Linked DNA regions of Homo sapiens: region 2 is linked to region 1. A link is a contact called in ENCODE Hi-C or POLR2A ChIA-PET data. All regions are on one chromosome and are shown on one strand. The core of a region is the stretch at or near the end of the contact, and the rest is flanking DNA. Distances in the headings are between cores, read along the strand shown. Region 1 overlaps LINC00933 (long intergenic non-protein coding RNA 933). Region 2 has its middle 26 kb from the start of PDE8A.

Region 1 (3,929 bases), core at 794-3,293:
AACTAGTTTCCCCATCAGAAGTGGTTATTGCACCAAGCTCCCCACTCTATTAAAATTGCACAGACCAAGGGCCACTTTCCTAATGGATGGGTCTTCTTGGTCCATCTCTTGCTCCCAACAGAGCTCCCTCCCTGGGATGGGAATGTGCCATTCCAGGAGAGGCCTTTTGACCCAGCCTCCAGCCAAAGCCAGTCTCCCTGCCATGCAGGCCCTAGAGTTACACTGGAGGGTGACAGGCCTCACCTGGAAATTTCTTGCTGAAAATTGTCAGTTTCCCACACAAGTACGGCCTGGCAGTTTAATTCAAATTAAATTCAGAAGGAGACTGCTGCTTCAATCTCAACTGCTTGAAAATTAGGCCATATAGAGTTTTTGTTTGCTGGAAACTGTGGAGTCAGACATTGTGCAGATTGACCCAGTAGCTATAGCAAGTACACACATAGGGCGTCAACCAATGACAAGGGTGCACACACACACATGCACACAGCAGGAAATCGAGAAATAAACTATTTTAATGTCAGGTGTCATGGAAGTTTTGTGTCATTTCCCCAAAAACACACATTTTATTTTATGATTTAGTCTTGTTTTTATTTAGAATTACTTAAGGAAAAGGAGAGCTAAGTGCAGTGGCTCATACCTGTAATCCCAGCACTTTGGGAGGCTGAGGCAGGAGGATCACTTGAGCCCGGGAGTTTGAGACCAGCCTGGGCAACATGGTGAAACCCCATCTCTATAAAAAATACAAAAATTAGCCAGATGTTGTAGCGTCTGCCTGTGTCCCAGCTACCCAGGAGACTGAGGTGGGAGGATCGCCTGAGCCCAGGAGGCACAGATTGCAGTGAACTGAGATCACGTCACTGCACTGCAGCCTGGGCGACAGAATGAGATCCCATCACAAAAAGAAAGAAAGAGAGAAAGGAAGAGAGAAAAAGAAAAAGAGAAAAGAAAATAAAGGGGAGGGGAGGGGAAGGGAGGGGAAGTGAGGGGAGGGGAGGAGACAAGACGAGAGGAATAGGATCCTGATAGCTGGTATGGGGAAACTTAAGTGGATACATCTGAGAACTTTGAGCCTCCAGTTTCCACGGAATGCTCTGGGCTAAAAGAAGTAGCCCTCTTTCCTTGCTAAGAGAAGGGCAGCTGCCCCTTGCCTGGAGACTAGGCAAAGAGCCTCCAACAAGGCCTTACAGCAGGATGAGGTGTGTCATTATTGCTGCCCCACATTGACACCAGACTATGGCCTCATCATGGCCCAAAGTCACAAGCACAATCTGCTATGGGAGAATGATTTTTTTGCCAAAAATGTTGCAGGGGCTGCCTGGTGATAAAAATAAAAAATCCGTACTTAAAAGCAACACACCAATAGAGGCAAGCAAAACATGTTTTGCAAAAAACAACTATCAATGGTGATGGCACATGGATCTCCCCTTTCAGAACCCTGAGATTCTCAGTGCCGTTACCCTAATGGCTTTCTGCAGAGGAGGTAACTATCAGAATCACATGGAGAAGATCAGAGCCTGGAAGGAAACTTGAGATTTTTTTTATTACAACCTTCTTCATTTACACAGAGACAAAACTGAAATTCAGAGAGTTCTGGTTTCTCAAGGCACACCACTGGTCAATAAACACACAGAGCCAGAAGCTAGATCTAGCTCAGCGTTCTTTTAAAGCTTTAAAATTTCCTCTCTGCTAGTAAAGCTTACAGCCTGGCAAGAATATAATATATACACACAAATACAGTTATAATGGTGAAAACTTGGAAACAACTTAAATGTCCAACAATACAGGCATTAATTCTCTATAAAGTGAATATCAAATAGCCATAGAAAAGACATTAAAGACCCAGAAGTGTTGCTAATTGAGCAAAAATACATCCTTTCCGGTCAGATGCAGTGGCTCACACCTGTAATCCCAGCACTTGGGGGCTGAAGCGGGCAGATCACTTGAGTTCAGGAGTTTGAGACCAGCCTGGCCAACATACAAAACCACATAGTAAGGTACATAGATGTGCTTTGGTCAAGGAATAGGCCGAGGTGGATATCTAGGCCTGTGTGACTCACGAGTTTGGCGTGCAAGCACACAGCTCCACTTGTAATATAACCTGTTTGTGTAAGTTCATTCCTGGCTTTATGCCACTATTGTCTGTAAAAGGTATAACTGCCCTGTTGATGCCGTGCATAAGAGACATGGCTCTTCGGGGCTTGGCTCAGTTTGGCTTAACATGGCTTGACATGATGAGCACACTGGCACCCAGAGAAAGAGAGAGCCAAAGCTGTCCATCTTGCAGGCAGATGGGAGGGAGCCAGGACACAGCTGGGCTTGCTCATGCCCAGAGAGAGAAGGAGTTAAGCTGCTGACCCTGAAGGCAAGAGAGAGCTGGCTGCGCAGCTATGTGTAGGGGCAGCTGGCTCAAGCTGCTGAGACAGGCGAACAGTGGAAGAGTAAGCTGCTAATAAGAGAGCTAGTGTAAGAAAGCTGTTAATGAGAGCTGCCGCTGAATAAAACTATCTTTCACCTGCCTATGGCCCCCCGATTGTTCTTTCTGCTCACCCACCCACTCCCCTCAGACTTCACCATGGGCTGGACCTGGACCCTGGGATCTGACACACATCTCTGCTAAAAATACAAAAATTAGCCAGTGTGGTGGCCCATGTAATTCCAACTACTAGGGTGGCTGAGGCACGATGATCACTTGAACCCAGGAGGCACGGTTGCAGTGAGCCAGGATCATACCACTGCACTCCAGCCTGTGCAACAGAGCCTGACCCTGTCTCTAAATAAATAAATAAATAAATAAAGTGAAAGACCATTTGTCCAGTATAAACTCTTTCAAAATATATACTCAAGCACAGGAAAGTCTAGAAATGTCATCAATGGTAATTTCAGGAAAGAATTCTAAGGTGACTTTTTTTGGTTATCTGCATTTTTTGTTTTGTTTTGTTTTTTTGAGATAGGGTCTTACTCTGTCACCCAGGCTGGAACATAGTGATATGATCAGGGCTCACTGCAACCTTGACCTCCCAGGCTTAAGCAATTCTCCCACCTCTGTCTCCTGAGTAGCTGGGACTAGAGGCGCATGCCACCACACCTGGCTAATTTTTGTATTCTTGTATTTTTTGCAAAGATGGGGTTTTGCTGCATTGCCCAAGCTGGTCTCAAGCGATCTACCCATCTCGGCCTGCCAGAGTGCTGGGATTACAAGTGTGAGCCAAGTGTGCCAGGCCTACTTTTTTTTCTATAATGACCACGACCATGGGTTTCATGTACCAACTTTTTTTTTTAACAATAAGAGATACAAAGCATATTATGAAAAATGTTCAGGGAAAAAGAAGAATACAAAATTGTAAAAATCATATATAACTAGTTTTTTTTTTTTAAGGCAAGAAAGAAACAAAATAGATTGTCCAGGAAGATGGTTACTTCCACTTTGTATTTCTCTGGTGAACTCATTAGGAACTCTAAAAAGTTCCAGGAGTAGAATCACGGGGTCAAAGTACCCTGGCTATAACTTCCGATTCAGAGAATCCTAACAACTTACATTGTCACCAGCAAGGTCTTTGACTACATGAGCAACTCTCACCTTAAAGCATTTCTCATCTGACATTAGCTGCTTGGCTTTCTGTGGATACGTTGACTCCAGGAGGCTTCTTGAGTTCTGTGTGTTCGGCTGGCCTCCGGTGGCCCCATTATTATTTTCTGCCAGGTAAAGGTCAGTCACCTGTACACAGATCTCATCACTCATGATATGCTGCAGCTGGAATCAAACAACGGCAAGCTGTCAGTGAACACAGAAAACATTTCTCCATTACACAGTCAATGTTCCTTTGACTGATCCAGTCACTCAACTCAAAAGAGGTTTTGGTTTTATTTGGCTGGCAATTTTAGAAAATTCACCAGACAAACCACTGTATCATTTTCTTGGAGAATAATCA
Region 2 (3,929 bases), core at 730-3,229, 380 kb before region 1:
AGGAGTTTGAGACCAGCCTGGCCAATGTGGCAAAATGCTGTCTTTACTAAAAATACAAAAATTAGCTGGGCGTGGTGGCGTTCGCCTGTACTCCCAGCCACTCAGGAGGCTGAGGCACAAGAATCGCTTGAACCCAGGAGGCAGAGGTTGCAGTGAGTGGAGACTGCGCCACTGCACTCCAGTCTGGGCAACAGAGTGAGACTCTGTCTCAAAAAACAAAACAAAACAAAACAAACAAACAAAAAACTACGTGCAAAAGAATGGAGTTGGGGAATGACTTCTCGGGTGATGACAATATTCTTAAATAGATTCTGGTGATGGGCTGTACAACTAAATATACTAAAAACCATTGAATTTTACACTATAGGGTAATTTTATAGTATATCATTATATGTCAATAAAGTTGTTTAAAAATTAAAAATAATTTTCTTAACAAATTTGGGAAGAAATAATGACAGTTAAAAAGAAATCTAAGCAACAAAAACAAAAAAACAAGGTATATGGATTTGAAAATGCATAAATTTTTCACATTTTAACATTTCTGATATGGAGATGCATCCTACAAACAATGGAGTGTCACAGTTTAGTTGGGAGTGTTCTTTCTTAGTGGTACATAAAAAATGGCACATCTTACTGTCTTAAATTAGAAGAATTATGGTGATATGTTCAGAAGGAACAAGATGTGCAAGAGGCCAGGTGCAGTAGCTCACGTCTGTAATCCCAGCACTTTGGGAGGCCATGGCAGGAAAATTGCTTGAGCTCAGAAGTTTGAAATCAGCCTTAGCAACACAGGAAGACCTTATCTCTATTAAAAAAAAAAAAAAAAAAGTAAAAATTAGTCAGGTGTGGTGGTGTGCGCCTGTAGTCCCAGCTACTCAGGAGGCTGAGGTGGGAGGATCTCTTGAGCCTGGGAGGTTGAGGCTGCAGTGAGCCATGATTGTGCCACTGCACTCCAGCCTGGGTGACAAAGTGAGACCCTGTCGAAAGAAAAAGGAAAGAGAAACAAAGAAAGAAAGAAAGAAAGAAGGAAAGAAAGAAAGAAAGAAAGAAAGGAAGGAAGGAAGAGAAAGAAGGAAGGAAGGAAGGAAGGGAGAGAGAAAAATGCGCAAGATAGGAAATGTAATGATAATATGCTCCATGGCTCACCAATGCACAAGTCTTATAGCCATAATCAGACAGAAACACATTAATGGAATACAGCTTTTTCTGAAAGTTGTATATTACCATGTTGGGAGGAGAAAGGGAGGACAAATGGAATATGGGGTGGTATGAAAGAGTTAATGCTTCATCTTCTGTAATGGGGAGTAAAAAGGCACTATCTAAAATCACTAATTTGAGAAAATAGCAGTATGGATGCATTACTTAGAAATATGGATGTAAGTAACAGAAATGACTGAAAGAGTTTGAAGGGGAGAAGTCAGGGATGGGGAGGGAATTACCGAAATGTTTTCCTGTTATTGTTGCTGATATAACTATGGTACCATTTGACTTTAAAAATCAAGTATCTGTTGTACTTTGATTTGAATGGAAGGGAAAAAGGAAATGTGGAGAGGGAAGGAGGAAGTTGGGGGTTCGCTGTGGATCCTATCCCTTGATCAGGAAGGCTGGGGTCAATGCCCCTACCTCAGGTCCAATGGGAGGGAAAATTGAGCCGCACCTAGGGGGCTGCATTACACAGAGAGTGACTCCTCCTGTCCACAACCCTGATAGGAGTGCAGTGGGATGGTAGAGCCTGCCAGGAGAATATGTTTTCAGATTCTATCCTCCTTCAGAGGCACCGACCTCCCCCACAAAAGGGAGAGGCTCCCAGCAGCAGCCAAAACGAAGCCCTCCTGGGGCTCTGTGCTCTGCAGCCTCGCAGCCAGGGATCCCAGCTGGGGTGGGGTCAGCCACAGTCCCGCTGAACCAAAGAAACCCAGTCTTCCACTGCTCCGTGAGGAACTGCTGTGGAGGCAGCCACCAATGCATCCACCCCACCTGGTGGAAGAAGGGAGACTGCAGCGCGAGTGTTCCAAGAGCTTCTGTATTGGGAAAAATCATGACTTTGCTACTTTACTGATGCAAAGCGTTCCTCAGTTTCATCTTCTTGTATTCCAGATGCTTCACGGTCAGACATCTTTGATTGCTGTTCTGAGGCTCTTCCAGTTATCTGTTGCTATGGAATAAACATCCCAAACCCGTTGCATAAAACCACTACCATCCATTATGCTCTCGGATTCACTGTCTCAGGAATTTAGATGGGCACCAAAGGGGATGGCTTGTCTCAGTTCCATGATGTCTGAGGCCTCAGTGGGGAAGATTCGAATGGCTGTGGGCTGGAACCACCCAGAGGCTTTTTCGCTCGTGTCTGGCACTTGGGCTATGATGACTTGCAGGCTGGGCTCAGCTGGGACAGTTGACCTGGTGCCTACATGTTACTCCTCCAGATGACTTGGGTTCCTCACAGCGTGGCAGCCACAGAGCAGGGAGAACTCTTTCTTTGTGGTGGGTCAGAGTGCTAAGAGTGAGTGTCCCAGCGAACAAGACCAAAACTGCCTGGGCTTTCATGACCCAGCCTCAGAAGTCACATGGCATCATTCCTACCATGCCGTCTTTCTCAAAGCAGTCACAAGCCTGCCCAGATTAACAGGGAGAGGACATAGATCTGACTGCTTCATGGGAGGAGTGTTAGAAAATTTGCAGCCATGTCATAAAAATACCACAATGACTCAGTATTATTAATTAAAATAAAAATAATGTAAAGTATTTTACACATATCATATACCTGTTTACTAGGCAGATCAATGAGGAAGCCAACGTGCTACAATGGTTAAGTATCTGGCATTAAAACCAAACAGAACTGGGTTCAAAACCTGGCTCAGCCGCTGAACTGTGTGCCCTTGAGCAAACCACTTCACTTCTCCACGTCTCAGTTGCCTTGTTGGTAAAATGGGGATAATAATATCTACCTCACATAGTTTGTTTGTTTTTAAGGATTACACGGACAGCATATGCAAATAACTTGTCTCACAATAAGCATTCAGAAAACGTTAGTCCCTTTTTCCCTAAATTATTTCAAGCGCTACATTTCCATTATTTCTATTATCTCAGATTTTTGAAGATATGCTATCATTTGAAATCTTTATAGATAAATGGAAAGAATGGTTGCTTTCATCAGGAAACAACACCCCCGATCTCGTGGGAAACTGCTCCTCCTTCCCTTTCTGTTCAAATAGGAGCTGCCAGCTTCTACCTCCCTGGTCACAGTGATTGCTTCAGGGGTGGGCAGAAGAGCCAGGCCACACTGATCACCCTATCCCATTTTCTAGGCCTCAACAATGGGTCTGGAGGAGGGCACACGTCCCTGACAGATCAATCACATTCTTGGAGGTTTGCTTTCTTTGCCACAACTAGCTATCAGGAAAACAAGCTAATATATGAACCCATGATTTTCTGATGGCCATGGTCCAGTCTTATGGAGAAATCCAATTCAGTAGAAGGAGGTCACAGTGCAGGAAGACACAAACACAACAAAAGCAGGAACTCAGCGGTAGGCAGAGCCCTAGAGTCATGAAGTCCCCAGGCCCAGCTGCCTGCAGCTACACCCTCATCCCTCCTGGTGCCCATACATTCCTCTTCTCCTAAGCTATTTGATTTGTTGTCTGTCATTTGCAACCAAAAGAATCCTAAGTAATATACCCCTCTGATTTATACATTTTTTACAAATGAGGTAAATCATTCATAAACTCCAGTACTTTCACTATTATATTTTTCTACTTTTCTTATTTATTTTTGAAACTGCATCTTGCTCTGTCACCCAGGCTGGAGTGCAGTGGTGTGATCACAGCTCACTGTAGCCTCACATTCCTGAGCTCAAGCAATCCTCCTGTCTCAGACTCCTAGGACTGCAGGTGCTTGTCACCATGCTGGGCTAATTTTTAAATTTTTAG

What was found. Hi-C counts contacts between places; a loop is a spot of excess contacts on that map. ChIA-PET counts read pairs that join two places held with the same protein, here RNA polymerase II (POLR2A). Pooled maps may share reads with other maps.
Region 2: a map of aorta shows a loop between it and region 1 (4-fold over the local background). The contact joins two enhancer-like sites. A Hi-C loop is called at or near these places in 2 of 168 maps with a recorded cell type or tissue (aorta and right cardiac atrium) and 12 of 50 pooled maps. POLR2A ChIA-PET finds 5 or more read pairs at or near these places in 2 of 52 experiments (A673 and PC-9).

The regions. Positions count from the first base shown.
Region 1 is chr15:84,577,770-84,581,698 of GRCh38, reverse strand. LINC00933 (long intergenic non-protein coding RNA 933) reads right to left here. Exons shown (of 4, transcript NR_038274.1): 4 at 1,518-3,751. Among named protein-coding and RNA genes, the nearest start is that of LINC00933, 9.1 kb to the right of the region's middle. Within about 2 kb of position 2,043, at least 6 of the 41 ENCODE cell types and tissues checked have a DNase peak (open chromatin) inside an H3K27ac peak, as active enhancers do.
Region 2 is chr15:84,953,566-84,957,494 of GRCh38, reverse strand. It overlaps a transcript of SLC28A1 not described here. Among named protein-coding and RNA genes, the nearest start is that of PDE8A, 26 kb to the left of the region's middle. Within about 2 kb of position 1,979, at least 3 of the 41 ENCODE cell types and tissues checked have a DNase peak (open chromatin) inside an H3K27ac peak, as active enhancers do.